Regions from separate parts of the Homo sapiens genome. Here region 1 is linked to region 2. A link is a loop called in an ENCODE intact Hi-C map of the cell type or tissue named here. Cell type or tissue: gastrocnemius medialis. All regions are shown on one strand. Each heading gives the region's core, and the rest is flanking DNA. Links, peaks and the distances in the headings are about the cores only.

The links. A loop is a pair of places that touch in the nucleus more often than their neighbours do. Peaks named below come from ENCODE experiments on the same cell type or tissue, not always from the same donor. Only the 100,000 strongest peaks of a DNase experiment are listed, where the experiment ranks them.
Region 1: a loop joins it to region 2, with 3 times the contacts of the local background. A loop is called at or near these places in 22 of 110 quality-filtered maps.

Annotation. Positions count from the first base shown.
Region 1 is chr3:179,659,022-179,674,578 of GRCh38, forward strand. The region is part of intron 1 of USP13 (ubiquitin specific peptidase 13); the gene reads left to right. Among named protein-coding and RNA genes, the nearest start is that of USP13, 14 kb to the left of the region's middle. In gastrocnemius medialis, for the core only: no CTCF peak of the experiment used is centred there; a DNase peak (open chromatin) is centred at 7,610; H3K4me3 peaks cover 1,090 bases; H3K27ac peaks cover 8,000 bases.
Region 2 is chr3:179,725,385-179,740,941 of GRCh38, forward strand. USP13 (ubiquitin specific peptidase 13) reads left to right here. Exons shown (of 21, transcript NM_003940.3): 9 at 4,805-4,876; 10 at 5,232-5,325; 11 at 14,863-14,988. Among named protein-coding and RNA genes, the nearest start is that of USP13, 80 kb to the left of the region's middle. RefSeq lists enhancers at 2,875-3,454, 3,455-4,033. In gastrocnemius medialis, for the core only: no CTCF peak of the experiment used is centred there; DNase peaks (open chromatin) are centred at 5,317, 6,407, 7,707 and 9,837; H3K27ac peaks cover 7,728 bases.

The DNA of each region.
Region 1 (15,557 bases), core at 3,706-11,705, 66 kb before region 2:
CCACCTCTTCTTCCCTTCTCGCATTGGGACTGTTTTTTAAGAAGGAGCTTTTTTCCCATTTTTGAAAGCTCTGAGATGGCTCGGTGATATTGAGATGTCACTGTTGGTTCTTTGTCTTCCTGGGAGTCTTTGGAAACTCTGATGGACAGGGGCCATCAGGTGGGAGTGGCTGGTTTAGATATCCACCAGGAAAGACTTTGAGATCTCCATCTACTTGTGGGAACACTTCATGTTAGGGGCTCAGTGAATCCTCTGTCTTTCTGTCCTTTCTTCCACAAGTATTTAGTGGTGTGCCTGGTATTCTCTCAGGCATTGCCAGTAATAATAATGACATCTCACATGTATATAGAGCAGTTTTCAAAGCGTGCTCCCTGAACCAGCAGCACTAGCATGTCTTGGGAACTGCTAATTCTGTTTCAGAAGATCTGGGGGTGGGGGTGTAGCAGTCTGTGTGTTAATAAGCTCTTTGCATGATTCTGAGACATGCCAAAGTTTGAGACCGAGTGATAGGGCACTTACTAGGTGCCATGCATCATTCCAAGCCTTCTAATTATTGCATATATTATTATACCTACATGAACTCATTTAATCATCACAACAACCCTATGTTATATACTATTACCATTTTGCAGATCAGGAAACTCAAGTACAAAGATCACCCAGAGAGTAAGTAGGAGAGCTGGGATGTGAATCTGAATTGTCTGACTCTAGAATCTGTTTTTAAAAAACCATTTTGGCTGGGCGCGGTGGCTCACACCTGTAATCCCAGCACTTTGGGAGGCTGAGGTGGGTGGATCACCTTATGAGGTCAGGAGTTCGAGACCAGCCTGGCCAACATGGTGAAACCCCGTCTCTACTAAAAATACAAAAATTAGCCGGGCTGGGTAGCGGGCGCCTGTAGTCCCAGCTACTCAGGAGGCTGAGGCAGGGAGAATCGCTTGAACCTGGGAGGCAGAGGTTGCAGTGAGCCAAGATCCCGCTATTCCACTCCAGCCTGGGCGACAGAGCGAGACTCTGTCTCAAAAAACAAACAAACAAAACATTTTAACTCGATTTAATTGTACAATTCAGTGGCATTAAATTACATTCGCATGGAAACATTTTAACTCGTTTTAATTGTACAATTCAGTGGCATTAAATTACATTCGCATTGTTGTGTAACTATCACTATGCATTGTTGTGTGAATATCACTACTGTCGATCTCCAGTTTTTCATCCTTCCAAACTGAAACTCTGTATCCATTTGACAATAAACCCCCACTTCTCCCTTCTCCTAGCCCCTTGTAATGTCCATTCAACTTTCTGTCTCTATGAATTTGCTTATTCTAGGCACTTTATATAAGTGGAATCACACAGTATTTGTCCTTTCGTGTCTGGCTTATTTCATTTAGCATAATGTTATCAAGGTTCAGTGTTGTAGCATGCATCAGAATTTCCTTCCTTCTTAAGGCTGAATAATATTCCATCATATATATGTACATGTATTACATTTTATTTGTCCATTCACCTGTTAATGGACATCGGGTTGTTTCTACCTTTTGACTGTTGTGAATAAAGCTGCTTCAGTTGTTGGTGTACAAGTATTTGTTTGAGTCCCTGTAGATTCTCTGCATTTTACCATTGTACTATGCACGTTGCCTTGCAGTCAATGAGACTTCCCATCATAATGTTTACTTGTAGGGAGAAAAAAAAGTTAATTTAGGATCTCTGTGGAAAACTCTTCCTCCTGATGGATAAACTGATACAAGGTAGTAAAGCAAAATTTCAGAGCAGACAGACTTTTTTCCACTTTGAAGATATAAACTTAAAGTAAATCTTATTAGTTTCACATGTCAAAAGCTTCCTTCCAAAAGCAACTAGCTGAAAAGTTGTTCTCGAGCAGTGATTCTCAAGCTTTTTGACCTCTTTATACTCTTTAACTATTTTTGAGAACCGCAAAAAGCTTTTGTGTGATTTCTGTTGCTATTTACCATATTAGAAGTTAAAACTGAGAAAAATTTAAAACAATTTGAACAATTACATTCTATTGGCTTTTGAAATGATGTCATTGCATGTCACGTAGCCTTGGGAAAATGCCACTGTGTGCTATGAGAGAATGAGAGAGAGAAAGGCAAGTAACTTCATGTTATGAAAATAGTTTTGACCTCCCAAATTACTTAAAGACTCTGGGGTGTCAGAGGGTTACCAGGCCTTACTTTGGAAACCAAAGTTCTAGAGTTTAGGCAAGAAGATATAACCACTTATTCCAGTCACTTACCTCACCTGAAATGTAGCCTATGGGTTCACATTAAATTATTATCTTAATTTTAGCTCAACCATAGATGTCATATGTTGCATGCACATTCTTTTTGAAGCAAATTAAAATTTAGAGAGTTTGATTGACACTTTTTGAAAAAATTAGAGCTACTTGAGCTGGGAATTTACTATTTCATAGATAGGATTTTTTTTTTTTTATTCTCTGAACTGTGAGTTTCATTGTAGGGTGACCTGGCTGGGCTGTTTCTTTGGGGAAGCTTAAATGTTAGTGTGATTTTTTTTTCTTCCTTTGGCTACCAGGTAGGAGACTATTCTAATCTCTTGCCTGGAAAATACAGGCCTGTCTACCAGTATTTAGGGAACTGAGTGGGAGTGGAGGGTGAAGGTGGTCTCAGCATCTGGGTATTCGATACCAGCTGGATATTGCCTGTAGGTTCTCAGCTGTGTCCCTGCTTTGCTAAGCTTCTCCCATCATTGCAGGGGCTGGCTCCTGGACATTGCATTTCCCAGAGTCCCTTGGTGGCAAGATTCTGATACTGATTTTTCCAGTAAGAGATTTAGAAGGCAAAAGAGAAGGAGAAGCCACTTTGCTATTGCAACTGTGGCACCTGGTCGATGTGAGGTTTTCCTAGCAGCATCTGAGTGTCCTTCTGGGACACAGTTACCTCAGTGGTGGGGATTCTGACGTCATCTGTGCAGTTTCTTGTGACGCTTGTACATCCTGAGTTCCTGAACATAGGCAGTGATTTCTCTGACTGTGGCTCTCATGCCCTTTCCATGATTTTTTAAGCTTTTAATTTCCTGTATCAAATCTCTTCCTGCCTGTAATACCTGAATAGCATCTATTTTCTGACCAAATCTGGACTGATACACATACATTCTCTTAGTCCCCATGTTCGTGATGGTGCCTCTATTCTTAACTAAGCTCATTCTTCCCCAGCGCTGAAACCTTTGTTTTTGTCTGCTTTAGAGAATCACTCTCTAGTTCTTTGCCAGGAGAGGGAGGGGCCTCTTGGAGTGGAGGTGAGGTTTGGGGCTCTGACGGCTACATAGAAAACCTTTCTCTTTATTTTAGCTCCTACTTCACCCCATCTTCCAGAGTTATCTTGAATTGCCAGTTCTGGAGTCTTTTGGGCATTCTGGGGTGAAGATCAGGTTGGATCTTGGCTTTCCCTGCTGCTGGCCTAGGATTCAGCTCTGTTGCCATCTTAGTCTTTTAGCATTCATTTACCTGCCGTCCAGCTTTCCAGACTTTAGTGCTATAGCTTATGTCTTGAAAAAATCCCTTTGCTGTCCTTTGATTGGGGTTTCAGAAAGGAGTGAAATGGATGTCTTTGTGTCATTTGCCATGTGTACCCTAAAATCCTGCTTTTCTAAAATCATAATCAAGAAGTCACTTGCTGTCCCTTTTGGACAGTAGTTCATTACCTTTAAAGTTGTACCATTTTTAGAGCTTTGGAATGTGAGAGATGATGCTGATCCTGTCAGAAAGACTTTTTGGAAAAGTTCATGTTCTCTGCTCATTTTGGATCTGGACATCTGTGCAACTCTGAATTCTCTTTTTCCTCCCCTGCATTCCTCTCCCTATGGACTGGAGCTCAGTTAAAGGAGCGGCCATCCATTTTAGTGCCCCAGATTGAGAGGTGTATGGTATCATCCATTCTACCTCCCTCTCTCTCTTTTTATTTTTTAAGTTGTGATAAAATACATATAACATAAACTTTACCATCTTAACCATTTTAAAATGTACAGTTCAGTGGCATTGGAGTACATTCACACTGTTTTGCAGTTATCACCACTGTCTGTCTTCAGAATTCTTTTCATCTTGCAAAACAGAAACTCTGTACCCTTTAAACAATGACTCCCTGTTCTCCCCTTTTCTCAGCCTCTGACAACCACCATTCAACTTTTTGTCTCTAAGATTTGGCCACTCTAGGTACTTTATACAAGTGGAATCATGCAATATTTGTCCTTTTTGACTGATTCATTTCACTTGGCATAATGTCCTCAAGGTTAATCCATGTTGTTGTGTCAATTTTCTTCCTTTGTAAGGCAGGATAATATCCCATTGTGTGTATATACCGCATCTTGTTTATCCAGTCATCTGTCAGGGACACTGGGTTGCTTCCACCTTTTGGCTCCTGTGAATAGTGCTGCCATGAACATGGCTATCTCACTGTCTCTTTTAGCATCATATCCCATCAGTCACCAAATTCTGGTATATCCTCCTCTCTCCCTTGCACTGCTAAGGCTCGGGCCCTCATCCTTTCTCACCTGGACTGTGGCAGAAGCTTCCTAACAACCACCTTACTTTCCCTTCCAGTCTGTCACACTACACTCTTGGATATTTTTAAAATAGGGGTCTGATCATCTCATTTGCCCGCCTTGAAATCCTCAATGGTGCCATTCAGACTTTTCTAACATGGCACATCACCTCAGTTTACCTTGTTGATCCAGCTTTCCTGCCCCTCTGCTTACTTTCTGTCTGTCCCAAAAGACTTTCCATTCTCTAGGTGCTCCATGCTCTTGCCCCTCCATGTGCTTGCTCATGCTCTTGCGTTGGCCTGGAATGCATTCTCTCACCCTCATCCTCCTGGAAAAGCCCTGTTCGTCCTTTAAAGCCAGCTCAGATGTTCTTTGTGAGGACTCCTCCCATCCTCAGAAGCTGAGTTAGATATCTGTTTTCCTTTGCCTTCACTTTGTACATCTCTGTCATGGGTGGGATACAGATTGTGGGGATGTGGAATAGCTGAGGTCTTGGAGAATTAAAAGGAAAAGAGTAGAGAACTGAAAACTACACAGTTTGTGAACCTGTGCCATTAAGCCTGCATCTTTTCTGATTTTCTGGGTGTGTTTTTTTTTTTTTGGAGTCTTGGTCTGTCGCTCAGGCTGGAGTGCAGTGGCATGATCTTGGCTCACTGCAACCTCTGCCTCCTGGGTTCAAGCTGGGATTACAGGTGTGTACCACCATGCCCGGATATTTTTTTTGTATTTTTACTAGGGATGGGGTTTCACCATGTTGGTCAGGCTGGTCTCAAACTCCTGACCTCAAATGATCCACCTGCCTTGGCTTCCCAAAGTGCTGGGATTACAGGCATGAGCCACCGCACCCAGCCGCCAATATGATATTTTCATGTTATCTTATTATCTGAAACATCATAGGTTTGACCCTTGAAAAGCCAGGGAAAAGTGTCTCGAGTACTTGCTGAATGTTTTATATGTTGTGATTCTAGGGTGCTTGGTAAAAGATCCCACATTGGGCCCCTCAGGGAGATGACAAGAGGACTGGGATCTATGGTTGCAGATCAGGCCTCTGTCTGGTCTGTTCAGTATTGTGGTGATCAGTTAGGACTCCCCTTGTTCCCAGGCACAGGGAAGATGTGAACAGGAACACCTATTTTTAGGGCTAGAACAACAGGACAATGTAACAATGACAAGAATTTAATGAATCTGAATACGCCTCTGGACAGAGATGTTGCTTGAGGTGCAAGATAGTATGTGCCTCATGTGGTAAGATTAAAAAGGAAAGATGGTGCGTGGTGGCTCACACCTGTAATCCCAGCACTTTGGGAGGCTGAGGTGGGCGGATCACCTGAGGTCAGGAGTTCAAGATCAGCCTGGCCAACATGGTGAAACTCCGTCTCTACTAAAAATACAAAACTTAGCCTGGCATGGTGGCAGGTGCCTGTAATCCCAGCTACTCAGGAGGCTGAGGCAGGAGAATCGCTTAAACCCAGGAGGCGGAGGTGCAGTGAGCCAAGATCGCGCCATTGCACTCCAGCCTGGGCAACAGAGTGAGACCTTGTCTCAAAAGAAAAAAAAAAGATTAAAAAGGAAACATTCTGCTTTGTGTTAGTTAACAAGTGTTAATACTGACTTATGGCTTCCTGTGCACTCTGCACTGCAGTTGGTATTATAGGGGTAGAGAGGGTGTAAGTGGGAGGGAAACAGAGGACCATGGCAGGATCTCTATCGTAGTGGAGTGTGTATGCTAATTTCAAGTGTCTATTATGGAAAGTCTGGCATGAGGACATAACCGCTTGAGCTAACTCCAATCCGTCAAGTGTCTATTATGAGTCAAACACTATGCCAGGCACTTTTATGTACGTCATCTCATTTAATTATGATAGTAATTGGCTTACATGTTATAGTTACGATTTTGCCCCTGTTTTACGGATGAGGAAATGGAGAGTCAGAGAGGTTAGGTAATTTGTTCAAGGATTTGTTCAAAGATGGCTTCATGACAGAGGTGGTCTTTAAGCCCTGATGAGTCATGAAGTTAGACCCTGCAGCACTTATAGGATATTTAAGGCTTTTCTTTTTTTTGAGACAGAGTCTTGCTGTGTTGCCCAGGCTGGAGTGCAGTGGTGTGATCTCGGCTCACTGCCACCTCCGCCTCCTCGATTCCAGTGATTCTTGTGCCTCAGTCTCCTGAGTAGCTGGGACCACAGGCATGCACCACCATGCCCAGCTAATTTTTGTATTTTTAGTAGAGGCAGGGTTTCTCCATGTTGGCCAGGGCATTCTTGAACTCCTGACCTCAAGTGATCTGCCTGCCTTGGCTTCTCAAAGTGCTGGGATTACAGGCATGAGCCACTGCACCCAGCTGGATATTTAAACTTTAAACAGTGTGGTGCTTAAAATTTGTGAGAGGAGATTTTAGACCTGGGAATAATCAACAAAATCTAGTAGAGTTACTGGCGTGGACAACTGGATGGAATCCGAAGAGACAGTGCTTTGGAGGGGTAGGGGTGGACAAAGGTATGGAGTTGGGACCAACTTGGCTTGTATGTGAGATAGTAAATTGTCTTATGGAAGAGAAGATTCCTGGGGAGACTGGAAGGCAAGGTTGAATCCTCTGTGGGATGTGAAAGAGGTTGGTCTTGATAAGGTTAGACCTGAGGGACCAGCCACTTATGAGCAAGGGAACAGCATGAGGATGGTGGTCATTCCGGAAGTGGAATGAGGAATAGGTGGGAGTGGCTACAGGAAGCAGGGTTGAAAGTAATTCACATATTGTATCATTTGTGTAAAGCTGCTGAGTTGCTCTTTTGGAGGTGCCATTTGGGGCAGGTTCTGCCATTGAGTGTCCAGCCTGTTCTTTGGAAGAAGCCTCAGTTAGTGTGAATTCTCTTTCTAGGTCCCCAGTTTCATTGCTGGACAAAAGCTGATTAGGGCGAGTAGGCTGTGAGAGCCTCTAAGTCTTGCAGCTCCTTCACCAGTGTCTCGGAGCCCAGCACTTTGGGTCTTGCCACTGTTTTTGTCAGGGAGCTGTCAATCTGGAGTGGCCACTTCCCAGGGACTCCAGCTGTCCTTTTGCATTTGGGGAGTGGAGCTGGCAAAGCCTGCTGAAACCTCTCTCCTGCCCCGCAGGAAAGCTTGGCAGGGTGCCTGGCACAGGCTGCTTACTTGAGTGGGGCTGCTGTCCTTTGCCTGTCCCTCCTGCTTTCCTTGAATGAAAGTCTTGAAAAAAAGAGAAACTGCTCTTTTCCCCAAGCCCCCACGAGAGCATGTGCTTGCCGACAGCCGCCCACCTGGCTCCTGTCACCAAAACGACATCTGCTTCTCAGTAGCACCAGGCAGCCCGCAGGGGGCTAGACTGGCCTGGGCTCAAATCCACCTCCACTTACTACTTAGTAGCCATGTGACTTCAGCAAATGCTTTAATGTCACTGAATTCCTGTGAGCCTTGGTTTCCCCCTCTGTAGTAGTGCCTTACCTTGCAGGGTTGTTGTAATCACAGCTGCCCATTCAACATATCTTATTGCTGTCCTCTCTGGAACTCTCCTCTCCCTAGCTCTCACTTTTAAGCTAGTGGATCTGTAGCAGAGGTACTTGCCCTTTTATCAGTGGTTTAGTGAGCGGTTCCCTTCGAGAAGAAGATGAAATGGCATTTACGGAGTCTTGGGGTTGCCGAAGAGAGACATCTTTTACTCGGTAATTCTGCATAAGGCTCTCCCCAACAGTGAAAGCTTTTGCTGGCCTCTTTGATGGGAACTCTGTTCTGGGCCATTATTCATACTCAAATTCAGATCAGAGGGATGGGCTTTTATGGGTTAGCCTGGAAATTCAATCTTCATGTTTATCAGGGGGATTTCATCCTGAAGAAAATCATCACTTTTAAAAAATAAAATAAAAATAAGAAATGACTCTAAAAGGTGTACTGTTGACAAGGTGGTTTCACATTTTCTTTTTGTATGTGTAAGCCGGGAACTGCTGCAGGTGCTCAGTTGAGTGTGTTCGTATGCCGATGGTTTCCATGTTCCCCATTTGTCCTGAAACTGTTGTAGTAGCTGGACCTCGTGCCCTGCCCCTGGCCTTCCCCAGCTGCAGTGGGGGACAGCATCCTCATTGCTCAAAATACCCAGAAGAATGATTCTTTTTTTTGAGACAGAGTTTCGCTCTTCTTGCCCAGTCTGGAGTGCAATGGAGCAATCTCGGCTCGCCGCAACCTCTGTCTCCTGGGTTCAAGTGATTCTTCTGTCTCAGCCTCCTGAGTAGCTGGGATTAACAGGCATGCGTCACCACACCTGGCTAATTTTTATATTTTTAGTAGAGACGGGGTTTCTCCATATTGGTAAGGCTGGTCTCGAATTCCTGACCTCAGGTGATCTGGCCGCTTTGGCCTGCCGAAGTGCTGGGATTACAGGTGTGAGCCACCGTGCCCGGCTGATTCGGTTTTATACTTACCAAAAAAGTTAATAAATGATGCCTCAGTAGAACAGTAAGTTTATAGTGTAGTCAAAACTTAGTTGTTCAGCCTCTGCCTTTAGCTGTGCAGGACCAGGCTGTACAGCTCTAATGCGTAGGAGTCCTCTGCAGAAAGGGAGACACCCAAAGTCAGAGCAAGCTGGAGGAATCATTACTGCATTAACATTTCAACATTTATTTATTTATATTTTTTTTAGAGATGGGGTCTCGCTATGCTGCCCAGGCTGGCATCGACCTCCTGGGCTCAAGTGGTCCTCCCGCCTCAGCCTTTTGAGTAGCTGGGACTACAGGTGTGCACCACCATGCCTGCTGCTGGATTAATATTTCTGGTTTTTTCTTAACATTTCATGGCCACAGATGTTTTATCAGTGTTTAGCAGTAAGGCCTATACTCTCCTGGGATTACATGCGTTTGTTCTTTCCTACTTAGTTTATGTGAACACATTTACTTCAATGGATCTGCTGTTGAAACCAAGATTTTGGATTTTGCAACTATTGTATGCTGGTAATTCTGTTTTACTGGTGACCTGTTTGGTTATTCCCTGCTATCCAGTCTATTTTCTTTCTTTCTCTGTTTATTTGTTTTTTGAGACAAGGTCTCACTCTGTTGTCCAGGCTAGAGTGCAGTGGTGTGATCTTGGCTCACTGCAACCTTGACCTCCTGGGCTTAAGTAGGTCTCCTGCCTTGGCCTCCCAAAGTGCTGAGATTACAGGCATGAGCCACTGCGCCCAGTCCTATCTTCTGATAGTGCTTTTTCTCCATTATATTTCCCCCTTCTGTGTGCTTGCTGCCCTTGATCTGGAATCTTGTTTTACTTTCTTATTGTTCACCTGCTTCTTATCTATGGGTGATTAATTTGCTCATTTGCTTCTTATTTATGGGTGCTTAATTTTTGCATTTTAAAACTCTTGTCTGGTTTGCTCTAGAAGCGAGAATATACTGGAGATCTGTGCTCTGGTTATTGGAACACTCATGTCTTTCATTCGGACATGGAAGTACCTGAGAGGTTGAATTAATAGGTAGGTGGTGGCTTGATGAAAGCAAAAGTTGGGCAGAGACAGGAGGGTGCTCTTATGGACTCAGTAATGAATCAGAACCATTAGGAGTTGTCCTCACTTCCACCCTTTTCCACATGCCTCTACATCTAATCCACCTCCTGGGCTAGTGCGCTCTATCCTAAAATTATATCCTGGCTGGGCGCGGTGGCTCACGCCTCTAATCCCAGCACTTTGGGAGGCCAAGGCAAGCAGATCACCTGAGGTCAGGAGTTTGAGACCAGCCTAGCCAACATGGTGAAACTCCATCTCTACTAAAAATACAAAAATTAGCCAGCATGGCGGCACACGCCTGTGGTCCCAGCTACTTGGGATGCTGAGGCACGAGAATCTCTTGAACTCAGGAGGCAGAGGTGCAGTGAGCTGAGATTGCGCCACTGGACTCCAGCCTGGGCAAAAGAGCAAGACTCCGTCTCAAAAAAAAAAAATTAAATAAATAAATAAAAAAAATAATATCCTGACACTGCCCGTTTCCCTGTCTCTGCTGTCAGCCCCCTTCCCTCCTCCTCCTGCCATCTTCCCCAGGCTAAGCCACCATCTGGCCTTGTTTAGACAGAGGCTGTCTAAAAGAACTTTCTGAGATGATGGAATTGTTTTGTGTCTCAGCTGTCCAGTAAGGTAGCCACTAGCCATCTTTGGCTGTTGAGCACTTGAAATGTGGCCAGTGCGGTAGAGGAACTGAATTTTTAATTTAACTTAATTTAAATTTAAATATGCACATGTGGCTGGTGGCTACCATATTAGACAGTGTGGGTCTAGACTATAGCCTCTCAAATGTATATTTTCTTGACCCCCCCCTCCATAATTCTTCCACAGTAGCCAGAGTGATCTTTGAAAAATGTAGATGAGATCATGGCACTTCTCACTTTAGAAGCCTCCAGTGGCTTTGCTTCTGCCCAGTGTGCACCCAGCTCTCCCCTGGCGTGCCAGGCTTCCTTGAGCTGACCTTTGCAGCCCTCTCCTCCTGTACTGTCGCCACCTTTTTCTCATGCTTCTCCAGGACCCTGCTGGCTTCCTACCCTCAAAGCAGTAGCCAAGCCTTTTCTGGAGTGGGGACCTTTGCACATGCTTTTGCATCTGGAGAGGGTACTCTTCCTTCTTTGCTTGCCTGACTGCTCATCATCTTTGAAGTCTCAGCCTCCTAGAGACAACCCTGTCCCCCATCTGTATAAAGACCCCAATCCTCAGGCTCCTCTTATCACTGCTGGAAATTATCTTCGATGTCTCTTTCTTGCGTGTTGCCTGTCTCTCTTTACTAGGACTTAAATGTCATTAGGGCACCACCCTTGCTGGGTCTCTGATGTCTTGCATTGAGGGACTGAACACATTCCTTCTGCCGCTCACCCCCATGGCCTTCTTTTGCCTCTAGAGAAGACATCACGGCCTCACTCTCACGGCTTCTTTTCCATTCTCCACATTGAGCATCCCCTTTTGTAAACATGAGTGGGAGCCAACTAGAGTACAGTGTTCCCGATTAGTTTCATTTTTCCCAGTTGTAATCACAGTCTCATTTGCCTCCCTGAGGTTACACGCCGTATCACCTCTATTTTACTTGTTCCTGAATTTCCTCAGCTACAAATCTCAAGATATTCTCTTATTAATATCAAATTATTGGCCGGGCGCAGTGGCTCATGCCTGTAATCCAGCAATTTTTTTATTTTTTTATTTTTTTTGAGACAGATTCTCGCTCTGTCACCTAGGCTGGAGTGCAGTGGCATGATCTCCGCTCACTGCAACCTCTGCCTCCTGGGTTCTAGCGATTCTTCTGCCTCAGCCTCCCGAGTAGCTGGGATTACAGGTGTGTGCCACCATGCCTGGCTAATTTTTGTATTTTTGGTAGAGACGGGGTTTTACCATGTTGGCCAAGCTGGCTCGAACTCCTGACCTCAGGTGATCCGTCTGTCTCGGCCTCACAAAGTGCTGGGATTACAGGTGTGAACCACCATGTCCGGCCAATCCCAGCACTTTCGGAGGCCAAGATGGGTGGATCACTTGAGATCTGGAGTTCGAGACCAGTCTGGACAACATGTCGAAACCCCGTCTCTACTAAAAATACAAAAATTAACCAGGTGTGGTGGTGGGCACCAGTAATCCCAGCTACTTGGGAGGCTGAGGCAGGAGAAACCCTTGAACCCGGGAGGCAGAGATGGCTCCACTGCATTTCTGGGCAACAGAGTGAGACTCTCTCAAAGATAAAAAATTAAAATCTCAAGTTATTGCCACCATGCTTTACTTTGAGTAGTGGGAATATACAGCCCCCATAAAGCTGTGTGGTTGGGAAGCCAGGTTTGAGAAAAGGGAGCATATCTAAATACATTCAGTTAAAAAACTTTTATTTATATTTTAATTAAAAAATGAATCTATGTTCCTGAAGAGAAATTTAAAAATACCAGAAGAAAACAGGAAGAAAAAAAATTCCCACATTGTCTCCCCATGCTGAGATAACAACATACGCCAGGAAGAGTGTGCATGTCATGTATATTATAACATCATACACAGTGTTTTGTTACCTGCTTTCTTAGCCCAAAAATACTATGTACTTATTTTTCTATCAGTAAATACTCATCCACAAGTCAATTTTAAATAGCTGAAGAGTGTTACATTTCATGGAGGTACCATAAATTATTTGGCAAATCTGTTCTTGGCCATTTGGGTTACTTCTTTTTATAATTACAAGCAGCTCATTTGGTTAATTTTTTTTTCCTGTCCGCTCTTTTTTGAGTCGATGTTCTAGAAAATACGGTGTTCTGGTCTTCTTGGCCTTCCTTTTCCAAGGGTGTGTGAGTCACCGTCTTCCCGCGGTGTTAGTATGTGATTTGTCCTGGCGTGGATTTGTTGTGACTCCATCTACCTACATCATGTTTCTCTTTGCAGCAATGACCGCTTGTTTTCCACAGGAGACACTGTTCTGTAGTTATAAAAACAAGTGTTACGCAGCGACTGTTTCCTGAGCGCGTTGCTCACATAAGCTCATGCTCCCTTCCTGTCTTCCAGTGGGAAGGCTGGTTGCCAAGAAAACATCATCATAAACAAAGTTCTCTGAACACCTACCGATTGACAAAGTAGTGTATTTTTATTTAAAATGACTATTCACTTGCTACTCTGAAACATGTTGCAATCTTGACCTTTATATTTGCCACCGTTTTAACATTCTTTTAAACGGCAGGCAATATAAAATCAGTGACTTTGTCTTTGATGTTATTTCTGAATAGTACATAGAGGGATACAATACAAAGTAGCAAATGAATGGCTAAGTATATACTGTATGTATATTGAAATGCATTGAAGACAGGATTTTAACAATACATGGGGCTTCTAATGCTGCTCCTTTCTTTTTCTTTTTTTTTCTTTTTTTTTTTTTGAGACAGTGTGTCGCTCTGTTGCCAGTCTGGAGTGCAATGGCGCGATCTTGGCTCACTGCAATCTCTGCCTGCCGGGTTCAAGCAATTCCCCTGCCTCAGCCTACTGAATAGCTGGGACTACAGGTGTGTACCACCATGCGCGGCTAATTTTTTTGTTAGCTGGGACTACAGGTGTGTACCACTATTCCCGGCTAATTTCTTGGTATTTTAGTAGAGATGGGGTTTCACCATGTTGGCCAGGATGGGCTTGATCTCCTGACCTGCCTCCCAAAGTGATGGGATTACAGGCGTGAGCCTCTGAACCCGGCCAGTGCTGCTCCTTTCTTACCGTTTGATTATGGGGCTGGAGAAGTTGTCAAGGGAAATCATTATAGAGCCCTGTGCAGTATTTCTTGACTTTCTTCTGATTTTGGATGTCAAAGTCTTGCATCTTGGTCAAATTTCTGGTTAGTGCATCATAAAAATGATCATTAGAATCCTATTTAGCTTAGGATTGTGCACAGAACTGCACATTGGTCATTCTGGGCTGGGTGTCCTCTGAGCACCGGAGGCAGGTAGGATCCAAGGTGGGACGGTGGTGCAGAGAAGGCAGCCACTTTCCTGAAGAACCATGTGAGACTGGCTTGGTTACAGCAGGTGGGAGAGCTGGGGCAGTAGGGTTCAAGTGTCCAGGCTGCTAAGAGTGACTTCAGCCAAACAAACCTGAAAAGCTAGAATTTCTGCTGGTGCCTCAGGCTGTTTTTCTATGCGTGGCCATGAGTTTTATTTTGAGAATTCCCATTGTTTAGTCGTGCCAGAGACTTTAAGTGGAAGCTGTATTATGATGCATTTTAAATTCAGATCAGAAGGGCACTGAGGAATAGTTTGAGAGAGAGAGACCCAATAACAAATAGTGGAGACAAAAACTATCATTCATCCTACAAAAGTTTGTTCAATCCTGCCCTGTAGCAGGTACTGTTTTTGGGATTCAGTGGTGAATATGACACAGTTTTCCTGCCCCCCCTGCCCTGTACCAGGTACTATTTTTAGGATTCAGCAATAAATGATACAATTTTCCTGCCTTCAAGGAGCAAATGTGTATTTCAGCTTCTAAAGGTACTGGCGGCAAACTCAAGGAAGCCTGGGTTTCTCATAGCGATAGATTTCAATGAGCATGACACTGATTGTGAAATGAAAGCAGATTTAGGGTCAAGGACTGTCAGAAGAGGGGCTGAGCAGGGAGATGTGGGAGTAGTTCCTGGGCAGAGACTGGCAGAGTGTGGCGTTTGGGAAGCGCCTGCAGTGAGGAGGCATTGATGGGGCTGCTGTGAAGGCTGCAGGCCTGACCTTGTGTCCTGAAAGTCTTTTAGATAATGCTTTCCTGGCGGGTGAGACACTCTTAGACTTGGGCCGAGTTCACCTAGCCCTAGACAAGTGCTACCTAAAGTGTGTCAGCTGACTGGGCTGAGAGATGAGTACAACACTAAGAGTAGTGTTTCGAGATTTCTTTCTTTCGTTTTTTTCTTGAGACGGAGTTTCGCTCTTGTTGCCCAGGCTGGAGTGCAATGGCGCGATCTTGGCTCACCGCAACCTCCGCCTTTCGGGTTCAAACGATTCTCCTGCCTCAGCCTTCCTGAGTAGCTGGGATTACAGGCATGTGCCACTACGCCCGGCTAATTTTGTATTTTTAGTAGAGGCGGGGTTTCTCCATGTTGGCCAGGCTGGTCTCGAACTCCTGACCTCAGGTGATTCACCCGCCTCAGCCTCCCAAAGTGTTGGGATTACAGGTGTGAGCCACTGCGCCCGGCCTGTTTTGAGATTTGTATAGCAACTTGACATTGCAGCCACAGCCAAGTGTGTGACCAGTGGATCTGTTTGCCCAGGACATAGACCAGTTTGGGTTTTGTGGAACTTAAGGTGTGTGGTGAGTAAGACCATATCTGGCTGGAGCTTTGAACTAGTCATGTGCAGTGGGAACATGTGTCTTTCCTTAACAAATGAAAACAACACAAAACAAAAAACAAAAACAACCTCATCCATCGTGACAATAGTTGGAGAAGCACCACTGTAGACCAAGCAAGACTCATTACACACAATTCATAACTTTGTCTTTTTAAATAATGTTGCAGTATTTTCTTGTGCTTATATGTCACAGTTTCTTAACTCCTCTATTTGGGGCCATTGCTACATTATTT
Region 2 (15,557 bases), core at 2,966-10,965:
GAATTCTTCAGTATAGTCCCTGCATCTAAATAGTTTAACTCTGAAGTTTGGTTTATGTCTTGTTTGTCCTTTGAATGGGACTGGCCCAAAGAAGCATGCTCTGTTAATTTTCCTCTAGGTACATAATCTGAGCTACAACTTCTGAGTCTGTGGACAGCAGGTGCCTAGAAGTTTCTAGTAGTTAGGGAATCCAATTAGAAGTCATTGCCAAGTAATAGTGTATCATGGTTCTCTGCTAGGGTTTCATTGCAAAAATGCTTTTTCTGTTTGGTTATTGGTACTCAGTTATGGAAGTTAATCGTGTGATTGTGTGACATAAATGTATTCATTGAACAAATATTTATTGAGTGTCTTTTACATGTCAGATGCTGTTCTTGTGCTGGAGATGCAGTGATTTAGATAAAGTTGCTGCCTTCATGAGATGACATTCTAGTATGTAATCTCTGGAAAGACAGATACTAAACAAGATGTATTAGTCTGTTCTCATGCTGCTAATAAAGACTGATTCACTCTCACGAGAACAGGATGGAAAGACCTCCTCCATGATTCAGTTACCTCCCACAGGGTCCCTCCCACCACACATGGGAATTATGGGAGCTACAATTCAAGATGAGATTTGGGTGGGGACACAGCCAAACCATATCACAAGTAAATTATAAAACTGCAAATAGTGATGCATGCTAAGAAGAAAGTCAGTCAGAAGCAGATGGTAGGGAGTGAGGAAGGGTGGGGGCGGCCCCTCTTGTTTTATCTGAGGGTCTCGGGAGGCGACTTGTCAACAGGCTTGAGAAGGAGCTGCCAAGCAAGGATCTGTGAGGCAGCATCCCAGGAAAAAGACAGCAGAAGGCATGACCTTGAGACATGAGCAAGTCTGTCATGCCCTGGGGCAGCAAGAGGGACAAGTGGGGATGTTGTGGGCTGGGGGAACACAGTGGCAGATGAGGTCAGAGAAGTGGGCAGAGTGGGCACATGAAGGGCTGGAGAAAGGGATCTGCTTTTGGATTCTTCTTCCTAGAGCTTTCAGGCGAGAGTCAAAGACAACAGGGAAAGAACAACACAAAGTAGAGGGTGTGAAATAGGAAGTGAATTTAAGAAGTGAAAGGAGTGATTGTGCATTATGATTGGAGATCAGTGTTAAAGCTGGCTTTGCTCTGTTAGGATAAGCTTGCCAGGAGGGATTATAGAGTGCTCCAGGGGCAGTGGATGGGCAGACACAGCCAGCAGAGTGGTTCCGAACTTGGCCTGGTGCCTGGCTGCATGGGTCCATTCTGGGCCTCATTACTCCCTCCCTGGTAGGCTTTTTTTTTTTTTGAGATAGGGTCTTGCTGTGTCATCCAGGCTGAAGTGCAGTGGTACAATCACGGCTCACTGCAGCCTTGACCTCCTGGGCTCAGGCAATCCTCCCACCTTAGCCTCTCGAGTAGCTGCAATTATAGGTATGTACCACTGCACCCAGCTAATTTTTAATTTTTTTTTGTAGAGATAGGGTCTTATTTTGTTGTCCAGGCTGGTCTCAACTCTTGGGTTCAAGCAATCTTCGCCCCTCGGCTTCCAAAAGTACTGGGATTACAGGTGGCTTGGAGACTTTTGAAGCTACCTAATGAATTTGCATCCCAATTTCTCACCTCTCAAATGAGGATAATGATAACAACAATCTCTTCCTCATACGGTTGCAATGAAAACTCAACAGGCTAATATAGGAAGCCCTCCAGAAAACGGTAGCTGTCACTGCTGTTACCATTATTATTCATTTTGAGATTATTGGAACAATTTTTAATGTTTTTTTTTTTTTTTTTTTTTAATTGATCATTCTTGGGTGTTTCTCGCAGAGGGGGATTTGGCAGGGTCACAGGACAATAGTGGAGGGAAGGTCAGCAGATAAACAAGTGAACAAAAGTCTCTGGTTTTCCTAGGCAGAGGACCCTGCGGCCTTCTGCAGTGTTTGTGTCCCTGGGTACTTGAGATTAGGGAGTGGTGATGACTCTTAAGGAGCATGCTGCCTTCAAGCATCTGTTTAACAAAGCACATCTTGCACCGCCCTTAATCCATTTAACCCTGAGTGGACACAGCACATGTTTCAGATAGCACAGGGTTGGGGGTAAGGTCACAGATCAACAGGTTCCCAAGGCAGAAGAATTTTTCTTAGTACAGAACAAAATGAAAAGTCTCCCACGTCTACCTCTTTCTACACAGACACGGCAACCATCCGATTTCTCAATCTTTTCCCCACCCTTCCCCCCTTTCTATTCCACAAAACCGCCATTGTCATCATGGCCCGTTCTCAATGAGCTGTTGGGTACACCTCCCAGACGGGGTGGTGCCAGGCAGAGGGGCTCCTCACTTCCCAGTAGGGGCGGCCGGGCAGAGGCGCCCCTCACCTCCCGGACGGGGCGGCTGGCTGGGCAGGGGGCTGACCCCCCCCCCACCTCCCTCCCGGACGGGGCGGCTGGCCGGGCAGAGGGGCTCCTCACTTCCCAGTAGGGGCGGCCGGGCAGAGGCGCCCCTCACCTCCCGGACGGGGCGGCTGGCCAGGTGGGGGGCTGACCCCCCCACCTCCCTCTCGGACGAGGCGGCTGGCTGGGCGGGGGGCTGACCCCCCCACCTCCCTCCCAGACGGGGCGGCTGGCCAGGTGGGGGGCTGATCCCCACCACCTCCCTCCCGGACGGGGCGGCTGGCCGGGCGGGGGGCTGACCCCCCCACCTCCCTCCCGGACGGGGCAGCTGGCCGGGCAGAGGGGCTCCTCACTTCCCAGTAGGGGCGGCCGGGCAGAGGCGCCCCTCACCTCCCGGACGGGGCGGCTGGCCTGGCGGGGGGCTGACCCCCCCACCTCCCTGCCAGACGAGGTGGCTGCCGGGCAGAGACGCTCCTCACTTCCCAGACGGGGCAGTTGCCGGGCGGAGGGTCTCCTCACTTCTCAGACGGGGCGGCCGGGCAGAGACGCTCCTCACATCCCGGACGGGGCGGCAGGGCAGAGGTGCTCCCCACATCTCAGACGATGGGCGGCCGGGCAGAGACGCTCCTCACTTCCCAGATGTGATGGCGGCCGGGAAGAGGCGCTCCTCACTTCCTAGATGGGATGGCGGCCGGGCAGAGACGCTCCTCACTTTCCAGACTGGGCAGCCAGGCAGAGGGGCTCCTCACATCCCAGACGATGGGCGGCCAGGCAGAGACACTCCTCACTTCCCAGACGGGGTGGCGGCCGGGCAGAGGCTGCAATCTCAGCACTTTGGGAGGCCAAGGCAGGCTGCTGAGAGGTGGATGTTGTAGCGAGCCGAGATCACGCCACTGCACTCCAGCCTGGGCACCATTGAGCACTGAGTGAAGGAGACTCCGTCTGCAATCCCGGCACCTCGGGAGGCCGAGGCTGGCGGATCACTCGCGGTTAGGGGCTGGAGACCGGCCGGGCCAACACAGCGAAACCCCGTCTCCACCAAAAAAATACGAGAACCAGTCAGGCGTGGCGGCGCGCGCCTACAATCGCAGGCAGTCGGCAGGCTGAGGCAGGAGAATCAGGCAGCAGTACCGTCCAGCTTCAGCTCGGCATCAGAGGGAGACCGTGGAGAGAGGGAGAGGGAGACCGTGGGGAGACGGAGAGGAAGAGGGAGAGGGAGAGGGAGAGCCAATTTTTAATGTTAAAGAGAAAAATTACCCAAACACTTGTTAAAGATGATAAGGCAGACTTTATTCAAGGGGGTCCATGGCCATAGGTATAGGAGCACTGCAACAGGGCCTGGCAATGGGGGAGACATTGGACTCAACTCTGATTCCAACAAGGTCAAGTGGGGATTTATAAACAAGGAGTTGGGTGGGGCCAGGGGATGGAAAATCACAAAGAAGAAACGTCAAGGATTAGCTGTTTCTGGCTACCCAGACTTAATGGGATTACTGCTGAAGGCAGGCCAGGCTGGTCAGACAGCAAGGATGGGTGATTTTCACTAAACTGACTTAGCAGGATGCTTACTTAAACTGGATCTACAAGGACAGAGAGGGAAGCCCAAGGACGGGCCCAGTCAAGCAGAGGCTTCAGAGGAGCCTGATGATGTTTTGGTTAAGTCGAGTCTTGTCCCTAACTGTACTGTTGTCTTTATTTATTTATTTTTTTTTGAGACAGAGTCTTGCTCTGTCATCCAGGCTGGAGTCTGGTGGCATGATCTTGGCTCACTGCAACCTCCACCTCCAGGGTTCAAGTAATTCTCCTGCCTCAGCCTCCCAAGTAGCTGGGATTCCAGGCACGTGCCACTGCACCTGGCTATTTTTTGCATTTTTAGTAGAGATGGGGTTTTGCTGTGTTAGCTAGGCTGGTCTTGAACTCCTGACCTCCGATGATCCACCCGCCTCAGCCTTCCAAAGTGCTGGGATTACAGGTATGAGCCACAGCACCTGGCCTCTGTACCACTGTCATCGAGGTGGTGATTATTGTGATGGCTTAGCCAGTGGTTCTTAACTCTGGTTGCGTGTTAGAATCACTCAGGGAACTTTTAAAAGAAATTCCAAATCCCAGGCCTCAGTCTCACGCAATGAAATTGGAACATTTAGGGGTGCTTCTGGTTTTGATATATGTAAAAGAAACTCTTTGGGTGAATCTAACTTACAACGAGGGTTGAGACCCACTGATAGAAGCATAAACGTTTCAGGAAGGTCATGAGTGCTGGTAGGGGTAGAATCTCATGAAAAACTTTTCTTCAGGTAGATTGTTTAGTTTGACAAAGGGGCAAGAAGGTCTTAGCAAGAATTTTGATGGCTTGTTTTGGTTCTGTTCTTCTTGCAGTTGCTATGTTTTAACTATTGCCTCTCATTTTCTAGGTATGTAGGAAACCTTCCCAGAATATTTGACTACTCGCCTTTAGATCCAACACAAGATTTCAACACACAGATGTAAGTGCCAGATTTGTATTTTTTTTTTTCTAGAAAAAGCATCCAATAAAATGTTCATAGTGGATATCTCTGGGTTGCAAAATTAAAGGCAATTCTTCATGTATTTTTAAAAAAGTGTTCCAAAATGAGAATGTGTTACTTTTATAAGAAGATAAAGTTATCTACAAAGGACTGAAGAAAATTTGAAACTGGTATCAGTATGAAGCAGAATCAAATAAATAAGTTATTTGTGTGTAACGCAGATCAAATGCTCCACCTAACAGCAGTTGTACTTATTGATATTCATAGATAAATTTAATATTACTATGGAAAAACAACAATGACCTTTTTGTTTCTGTTTCTCTGTCCTGGCCAGGACTAAGTTAGGACATGGCCTTCTCTCAGGCCAGTATTCAAAGCCTCCGGTGAAATCTGAACTCATTGAACAGGTGATGAAGGAGGAGCACAAGGTATGTGTCCGAGCGTTTGCCATGTTGACATGTAGGTAGGGAGGAGCTTTAGAATGTGGGTTTCCTATGATTTGGCACATGGTGGCCATAAATTTAGCAAGCTGTCAGAATAGTAATGTCATTTCAGTGTCTAGGGTGCCTGTCTGTATGCTCTTAAAAATTGTGACAAGGAATAGCCAGGGTTGTGTTTATAGAGACAGTTGCTTCATGGATTATACATGTGTGCCATCATTAACCATCTTTAGAAACAGTATTCTTTATAAAATAGAGCTGAGATCGAAGGACTAAATCTCATAAAAATATAAACATTTTCCCTTTGGTAACACAGTCTCGGCACTTACAGTGTCTTCCTTCTCCTAAGCCTCAACTTTCTTGGCTAGAGTTTCTCAAGAGTCTGGTTGTTAAAAAACAACACACAGGGTCAGGCATGGTGGCTCACACCTATAATCCCGGCACTTTGGGAGGCCGAGGTGGGTGGATCACCTGAGGTTGGGAGTTCGAGACCAGCCTGGCCAACATGGTGAAACCCTGTCTCTACTAAAAATACAAAAATTAGCTGGGCGTGGTGGTGCACGCCTGTAATCCCAGTTACTCAGGAAGCTGAAGTGGGAGAATTGCTTGAACCAGGAGGTTGCAGTGAGCTGAAACTGTGCCACTGCACTCCAGCCTGGGCGACAGAGTAAGACTCCATATCAAACAAACAAACAAACAAAAAACAACACATAGATTCCTTAGTCCCTCCGTAGGACTGAGGAATCAGAATTTCAGGGGAGGGCTTGGCATTCCTCAGGTTTGGTAAGCTGCCGGGTGGTTCTTAAGCAGGCTCAAGTAGGAGAAACTCCGTGGGCCAGTCGTTACTAATTAATAGAACCACTGAAAGATAGGCTTGATGTTTTAATGGCCAGACCTGCATTTCCACTGGACCCTCCCTATGCTGCTTGTTGTACAACTCCAGAGGGTACTACTCATAACTTGGTCTTTTTGAGTGGTGCCCTTGGAATTGTGTAGTGCACAGCTTACGCATCTGTGTTTGGCACCGTCCTCTCCCGTTGCCACAGATGCCCTGAGTGGAACGCGTGCCCCACTTCCCCGCCACCTGCTCTGGCTTCCTAGTATCCTGTCTTGACTTACTGGGCAGGCTCGTTCAGTTCTGTGTCTCAAGTGTTTATCTTAAGGCAGTCCTTCTTAGCCAATACCTGTAGACTGAGAGCAAGAATCAACAGTGAATAAATACCCTCTTGTTCATCAGGAAGCCAGCTAGTTGTGGAAATGGAGCAAGCAAGAGAAGGGAGATTGTGGAAAGAACATATAGAGGCAGCCTTGGGGATGGGGAGAAAGAAGTAGGTTGTAAAGAGGGTGGAGAGGGAAACAGACATTCTGAATGGCAAGCCCAGGAGACCAGAGGGGTATGGGAATAGGAAGAACTGAAGTTCTCAAGTTGCATTGTTACCCAGCATTGTAAGATAGCAAGGTCCTTATCCACCAGAGGCTGGAAGGCTCCCATCTGAGATACAGTTGAGGAGGTGGCTTGAGGGTAGGGCTGGAGTATGGGGTTATCCAGGCTTCTTCTACTTCTGTGCTTCTGTGAAACTTTGAAGAGGTGATTGTGGATAAACCTCAGTCCAAAATTGTGTTATGATTGGATTGGTTCTGCGTTCTCAAACAGGCGGTGTCACTTCTTGCATGGCTCTTCTGGGGCAGGGTCCATGCTCTGTGCTGGTGGTGAAGGAGCTGGGAGTCGGACTCAGGAGCCTGGCTTTCCCTTCTGGTTCTGCAAGGAGTTGTGTGACTATGGGCAAGTCATGCCACCTTCCAATCTCACCATTCAAGTGGCAGAATTGATCTAGGTGGTGGTGGTGAATGTTTTAGGCCCAGGAGTCCCCTTTCTAATGTAAATAAAATCATGGACCTTGCGTGACCGTTTCTGTGCTCTTGGGATCTCCTCATTTGAGAAAATGTGAAATGAAAAATCATCAATTTAGTGCTGTTTGGAAATAAAATTTGGTTTTGTTAATATTACAGTGTCCTTTTATGTTAAAAAAAGTAGTTCTTATATGAGCAAGGCACACTATCTATGCAGTCTACAAGTAGTATCTGTTTGGAGCCCTTGTCTCTCTTCCCCCACTGGATTCGGTGGCTGTAGTGTAGTAGCTCCTTACATCTCCAGGGTCTGAGGCTTGTAGGTGGGAGCCACTGCTCTGGATCAAGGTATGTGACCTGGAAGCACTTGGGCCATCTCTGGGATGTGTTTTGCTTGGTCCACACATAAAATCTAAATTTCCATCTTCTCTTAACCATTCAGAACGTCTGACAGTCCCAGGCCCGCAATGACAGCTGGAGCCAAGGGGCAGCCCTCCCTTCACACAGGACACACAGTCCCCAGCTGGCTCCGGTCCCTTTGTGACTCATGACCTGACTGGGACTCTGGGTATTTGGATTTGTGACCCTTGATCTAGATGACTTGTGAAATCCTTTCCAGCCCTCAGGTGCCACGATCTAGTGGTCTTGAAGAAAGAATCTTGATTATGAGAAGCATATATGTGCATCTAGGCAGGGGCAGGGAGGGCCCATCCAGCTGGGTGGGAGACAAGTCGGTCTTTGGTCCAGCATCGGTAATATTTCTTTAACACTCAAATAGAGCTCACATTGACCATGATTTTCCTTGTGGCCCTGGGGGTGTCCGTTTCAAGCTGTTCCTTGAATAGACAAATAATTTACAGCAAAAATCTCCACTTTCCTTGACAGTAGAAGGAATTAGTTTCTCAGGCATCACGATTTTCACTGGCAGTTGGTTTCAAAGGAACCAATTTGTGAGACTCTTTCCTTTTCTCAGTTATCAGAAGCCCTTTGGAAGGATGGTCCTGTCCCAGGCCTCTGGTGTTTGTGACTTATAGATGAGCCTGAAATGCCCCAAGAGAGGGAAAGAAGATTCACTGAAACAGAGAAGGGGATAGATGATGAGAGGAATGTATGGTGTGGGGGAGAGAGCATGAAGGATGGGTCAGAGCCATGTGGCAGAAACGCCTTTTTACGGGGCCACCACCACGCATGGTCTTAATAACTAGCATCACATAGTGCTTGCAAAGGGCCAGGCTCTTCCTCTATATTCACTGATGCGGAAACGGATGCACAGAAGCCTTGCCCAAAGTTGCAAAGCCAGTGAGTGGCAGAGCTGGGAATTATATCAGGCAGTTTGGCTCTGGAGTCTGTGTTTTTGATCACCGCATTATCCTACTTCCCTAACAGTTGTTCCAAGACTTATTTCAGGCTCCCAGTGCCTCAGTGTGTGGATGGTGGCAGGTGGATGACAAAAGGGGGCGTTTGAAGTTTGCAGAATTACCAGGTAGCCCAGTTATGAGGGTTTCTCACTGGCGTCTTCCAAGTTGAGTCATTTCTAGAATATATACTTCCCAGTATTAAATTAATCTGCTATAAACCAAGGTTAAATCTAGCTTTTTATATATGCATGCTTAATAAACATTGTCATGCATAAAAAGGCAGCAGTATTTATTTGTGGTACCGCCATTTTTACTTAAATATGTTGAATTGAATTTTAAGATTAACTTGCACTTGCAGTAGATAATAGTTACTATAAAAGGGCATTTTTTTCTTCAAAAAATATTTTCTCTATCTTTATGCATTCTAAGGCAGTGCTTTCAAATGTTTTAAAGCTGAACACTCTACCTCATTTCTTCCTCCAAAGATAACATATCTTAAATAACTCTGTATTCTGAATAAGCTGCATTTCTTAAGCGACAATTTATTTGATTTCTCATCTAAATAATCCTCAACACATACTTGCTGGTCTCAACTTTTCATCAACGTGAGATAACCAGTGTTCTGCTTCAAGGTGGTATAATTTTAGCTGTGAACATAAGAGCTTTGTTTCCCTTAACCTCTATTTTCCTAGGTTAGACACATGTAACCTTTCTGATTCACCTTTGAAATATGAGTAATAGTTCGGGAATGCCCCTGTCCTCTTAGCTTAGGAGATTTGGGGTTTGGGCCTGGGTTAAACACTTACTGGTTCAAGGTTTATTGTTTAAGGTTAAAAATTTAAATCAACAGACTTCATACACTTTTGTTTTAGGGACAGGCAGACATGTGTCTATCTTCCTTTTATCCTGTGGTTTAAAAGTATCTGTGCAAGTATTGCTGTGATGTGATAAAAGCCTCAGTCTTGCTGCTTGCTTATTAATTAAAGCATTCGGCTCAGGGGAATATGGTGGACTGTGTCTGGCTGTCTGTGTGGTGCACTCTGTTAAACAGAAAGTCCTGTGTAAGCATTTGGGAGAGATTCTGAACACTGAAGGCCTCCCTCTAATTTTAGCTGATCTGTTTTGCAATTGCTGATGGAGAAAGTAAGTACAGTATCTTATTAATATGACAGATTCCTTAGTTGGATGCTATTTTGGTGACTTCCTGGGTCTCTGTGTTATAAAGTTAGTGGTCAGGACTAGCCATTGCCTCAGGTGTCTGAGAGCCAGCTCTCAAGTGAGAGTGTGTGTTCCCTGAAGGCAGGGCCGACTCTTGGTCAAGTTGGGTCTCTGCCTCTCATCTTGTGAGGTGTTGGGCCCATAGGGGACACTCAGGTGATGTCACTGGCTCATTGCTAAATGGGAAACATGCTTTCTGTAATCTAATTCTTTGGTTCTTATTTTGGATTTTTGGTTTCTTTTAGGGAACTGCCTTGTCCAGAGCCTGACCTTTTTTTTTTTTTAAAGGAAAAATTATTTAAATTTGCATATATATACAAAAGTAGAGAGCAAAGTATAATGAATCTCTATGTACTTGATGTGCAGCTTCAATAATCATCCTGCAAATCTGGTTCCACCAGTTTCCCTAAACTCTTCACTCTTCTCTTTCATTTCCTTTCTCCTTTTCTCATTTTTTCTCTTCCTCTCCTTTTCCTTCCCTTCAGTATTTTAACATAAAATTTAAACATCCTCCTTTTCACCTATAGATGTAGTTATGCATCTGTAACTATAATACCTTCTTTCTTCTTTTAACATAAATATTGTATTAAAAGTTTAAAGTGTCCAGCCAGGTGTGGTGGCTCACACGTGTAATCCCAGCACTTTGAGAAGCTGAGGCAGGAAGACTGCTTGAAACCAGGACTTTGAGACCAACCTGGGCCACACAGTAAGACCCCTGTCTCTAGAAAAAATAATAATAAAATAATTAGCTGGGCACAGTGGCGTGTGTCTGTAGTCCCAGATACTTGGGAGGCTGAGGTGGGAGGATCACTTGTGCCCAAGGGTTTGAGGATGCAGTGAGCTGTGATTGCACCATTGCCATCCAGCCTGGGCAACAGCAAAACTTCATCTCTTTAAAAAAAGCTGTTTGAAGTGTTAAAAGCACAGCAGCAAAATTAACAACCATCCCTTAGTATCACGAATACCTAGTCCATCTTCTGATTTTTTCCTGCATTATCCAAGATATCTTTCTAAAGTCCCCCTCCTTTTCTTTTTGCAAACTATTGATTTGTTGAAGGAGCTGGACTATTTGCTTTAAGTTTGCTCTAAAGATTGCTTCCTTGAGGTATTGTTTGACTTGTGTTTGGTATAAGGTCGCTAGATCTGGAGGCTTCATGAGATTCAGGCTCAACTTTTTCAGAGCCTGACTTTCTAATAACTAGGTGTGAAGTGAGCATATTAATAGTTGACCACGGGAATTAGTAAGACGTCCCCTCTGAAAGCAGAGAGTAGGCATGGGGATGGGTGTTAGCAGATGGGACCAGGTGATGATCAAGGCACTAAGCTTGAAGTAGATGAGTTTGAGCTAAGATGCTCTAACCCAGCTGTGAACCCCAGGAACTGGTCTGCAGCATGATGTGAAGAGGAGGAGGTAGCATCTGGTTAGGGAGCTTTTTCAAATAACTTCTAAATGATCGACAACTCTCAAGCAATAACTTGACTGTTGAATAGAAGATTAAGAAAAGTTGGTTAAGGAAAACGAAGAAATGAAATGGTCACAGAAGTGTGGGAGGGGAATGGCTGAGAATGGGCCACAGTCCAGGTATGGGGCTGAATTTCTAGTGTTTCCCACCATGGTCTCTATTGAAACTTCTCCTTCTGGTTGTATGGCCACATGATGGCCCAGAGCAGCAGCTAGCTCTTCAGAATTTACTGGCTTGTTAAACTTCCCAGAGCGGCTGCTTGCTATGGTCTGTGTTGGGGACTGGCAGCCACACAAAACTTGAATCACAGATTATAAGAAATAACACTATCAGCAGCAGGCAGTGAATGCATGCTGATGTGAATGCCTAAACAGAAATGCACAAATGCCAAGGGATTTATTCCAAGTGGTGCCTCCATACTCTTCAAAGTGGAGAAATAACTGTTGGACTGGCTTGTGATGTTGGCCCTAGAGTTGTGTAGGCTTGAAGAAGGGTTATGCAGACTCTTGATGTGTTGTCTTCTCTTTAGCAGCTAGTAGGATGGACTCAGGGACCTCAGAAATGAGATGTTGGCACATGTATACCAAAAACAGCATAAGGACACTAGAGAAAGGGAGTGGAGAGATTTTTTAGCTTTGTGACCCTGGACTTAATAACTCTGTGCCTCAGTTTCCCCATCTGTCAAGTGGAGAAAATCATCATCACCACCTCATGGGGTTGGGTGAGTTAAGAAAAATATATATGTAAAGTGTTAAGAACTGTGCCTGGCACGTAGTCGGTATTCATCCAAGCACCTGAGATTTTATAGCTCTCAGTAAATATCTGCTTAATGAGTACATAAATGTTAGCCATTATATGAAGCTAGGGCATTATTATTGCATGCTCGTGTCAGCTGATACTATGTGATATATATCAGCACTGTGAATGAAGAAAGTCACAATTTTTACATAGGTTTCAGGAGGTGTATATACAGGTAGTAAAATTAATTGTCAGGTAGTAAAATTAATTGCGCTTTGGCTAGCGCTGGAAGCACAACTGAAGCCGTGTATGTGTGTAAGCTGGTCATTTATATACAGGTTGTTAGTCCTTAGATGCCCAAATGCTGCCACTTTGAGGAATTCTTTGAGAGCTACCAGTGGTGTTTCAGGTCCTCTGTGGTGTTCCCTAACATTTGTTATCGATGCGTGTGTATGTCTCTCATCTCCTCTGTTGTCCGTAAGCTCCTAGAAGGCAGAATCTCCAATAGTGCTCTGCATGAAGCAGGCAGTCACTAAATACTAAATGCCCAGACCAGATTATGTTTTCAGCAAGACAGGGAAATTCATCAGATTTTTATTAGAAAACACTGCATAGAACATGTGTGTTGGAGGGATGTTATATATGGAGCTGCCTCTTTGTCGCAGGGAGATAGATAAAGGAGTTTTCTCATCAGCTGTTGCATATGACTGTGATTCTGCAAACGTGTCATCGTCCCCAGACTATAGGCATGGACCTCCATGAGAATTCGAGGAGGTGTAAGACATGGCCTCCACCGCAAAGGCTGCAGAGACAGACCAGAAGCAGGCTGAAAGTTAAAGAAGGTAGAAGGCATTTTGTGCTCTGGACTTCAGAGGAGAGGAATATGGTCTGCAAGCTAAGCAAAGGGAGGTTTTATGGAAAAGTGGGTGGGTAGCAGCTACAGCCTTTGCAGAGAGGACATAAATTACTTCTTTGGCTCAAATGACAAGGTGAGGTTTGTATGACTGAGACCTAAGTGTGCTTACTTGTTTTTGCTACAGACAGCCTGGAACTGGAGTTAGAGCCACTCTGGTTAGGCTTTGTTAGCTGCATGGCAGTTGGGTGTTAAGACCACTTTGAGTTGAAAGGCCTATCTGGCACTTCTCTGCCAGTCTCAGCTTCCCGAGTGAAGATAAGACTAGTGTCCGCTTTCTAGGGTTACTACAAGTATTAACGAGACAGTAGGTATCACCATTAGTAGATGGGCTGAACTTGGAGGAAACATTTGGGAAACAGCTTTATCAGGTGCACATCTTTATTGCCAAAGGTGATGTGGAATCTTCCTACCTGCCTCTTCAGAGCATCCTGGGCAGATCCCCTAGATTCCTTGTGATTTTCTGTAGGTTACCCGTATTAAAGAGCCAGTTTTAGTCTTCTTCATTCTACCTAGCTCAAGAGTTTCAGAAAACAGCAGTGCTGAAGCATTAGTGTCAGCATCTAATTTTGTTTTGTTTTGTTTTGTTTTTGGTTGTGGGGGCGGTCTTTGCTCCACTTATTTGCCTCTTTCCACCCGCTGCTGGCCCCTCCATAGTCAAGGGTCAAGGGGATTGGAGATTAGAGAAGTAGGCAGAGTCTTTTCACTTGCCAAGTGCTGGTGGGCTCCCTCTGGGCTGCCACATGTCTCCTGTCATGGCTGGCTTTTTTGTGGGGGAACATTGGTGGTTCTTTAGAGCTGCCTCCCCGCAACTGTTATACCACCCTCAGGGACCTTACAAGGACCTTTCCCTGATGCTCTGTCCAGCTGGCCTCGGCAGCCGTCACCTCCTCCTGCCCTGAGCCTTCTCCACTGGCAGATAGCCTGCCCACTTCTGTAGGGTCCTGCATGGGGCATTTGGCTGCCTTCTGAGCTGTCCTGCTGGTCCCCCACGAAATCCAGCATCCTCGTCCTGCCAGAGTTGCCCTGCTGCCTGTTCTTCCCCCGCAGCCTTTCTAGCAGCTGCAGCCAGGTGAGGGGCAAGCCCTCTACAAGCTCCTGGAACTCCCTGTGCTCTGGTCCAGAAACAGTATGGGGTGGGCTCGTGAGCTTGAGCAGCTCTGCAGTGCTTCACTGGGCCGTGCAATGCCATTTTTCTTTCTTGTAAGTGCTCCATTCTTCAGGAGGGGTCCTCTCCTATACCCTCATGGAAGGGAAGGGGAGATGCTGCAGAGCTCTCCTCTCATTTATTTATTCATTCATTTATTTATTTATTGAGATGGAGTTTTGCTCTTGTCGCCCAGGCTGGAGTGCAATGGTGTGATCTCGGCTCACTGCAACCTTCACCTCCCGGGTTCAAGCGATTTTCCTGCCTCAGTCTCCTGAGTAGCTGGGATTACATGCACACGCCACCATGCCCAGCTAATTTTTTGTATTTTTAATAGAGACAGGGTTTCGCCATGTTGGCCGGGCTGGTCTCAAACTCCTGACCTCAGGTGATCCACCTGCCTCGGCCTCCCAAAATGCTAGGATTACAGGCATGAGCCAACACACCTGGCCTCTCTTTTAACTTCCATCGGAAACCTCTCCTCCCAAGCTTGCTTTGAAATGGGCTGTGACATTTGGTCACTGCGTAGCAAGTCCTGTGAGAATGAGCCGAGTGCCTGACTTTAGAAAGTGAGTACTTTCTAAAGTGTGTGTCACCTATTGTCCTAGTTTTAAGTAAACAGGAAGAGTCTCATCCTGTGTTCTTCATAAGGTTCATAGTGCAGGGCCTGGCACATAGTAAACACCCAGCGAGTATTGGCCACTATCATTATTTACCTTCTTTGGGCTGTAGTTTTCTCATCTGGAAAGTGGAGTTTATGGTGGGTTCTGCTCTGCTTGCCGCTTAGGGCTGTTAATTTGCATGAAAGTATCATAAGTCCATTTCATTTTTATACATTAGCCACAGCAGAACGGGATCTCTCCGCGCATGTTTAAGGCCTTTGTAAGCAAGAGCCACCCGGAATTCTCCTCTAACAGGCAGCAAGATGCCCAGGAATTCTTCTTGCACCTGGTGAATCTAGTAGAGGTGAGTAGTCAGTCTTCACGGATGCTCAGCGGGGTTGTAAGAGGGTGCCGAGCCACTCAGTGCAGTCTGCTGTGGCTTGATCAGAATGCCTCCCCACTCTCTTTCTTCAATCTCTCCTGTTAAAGCTGGTTCAGAATCAGATCCCTGGAAACTCTCTGCTCAGCCAACTTGATGTGACTGCTCTTCACACTCCAGTTTCCAGACACTTGTGGATCTCTGTGCTTCTTTTAACCTGTATGTGTTATAGGAGTGCTTGCCAGTTATTCCATTCACAATTTATTTTTTTCTGGTCTTTGTGACAAAGTTCCTTAAGAGCCCTGCGTGGTATTTGGTGTCCTCCTGCCACTGCTCAAAGATGATGAGTCTGCTTACATCAGAATCGAATGCCATTAAAAACTTTTTTTTTTTTTTTGAGACTGAGTCTAGCTCTGTTGCCCAGGCTAGAGTGCAGTGGCACAATCTTGGCTCACTGCAACCTCTGCCTCCTGGGTTCAAGCAATTCTACTGCCTCAGCCTCCTGAGTAGCTGGGATTATAGGAGCCTGCCACCACGCCCGGCTAATTTTTGTA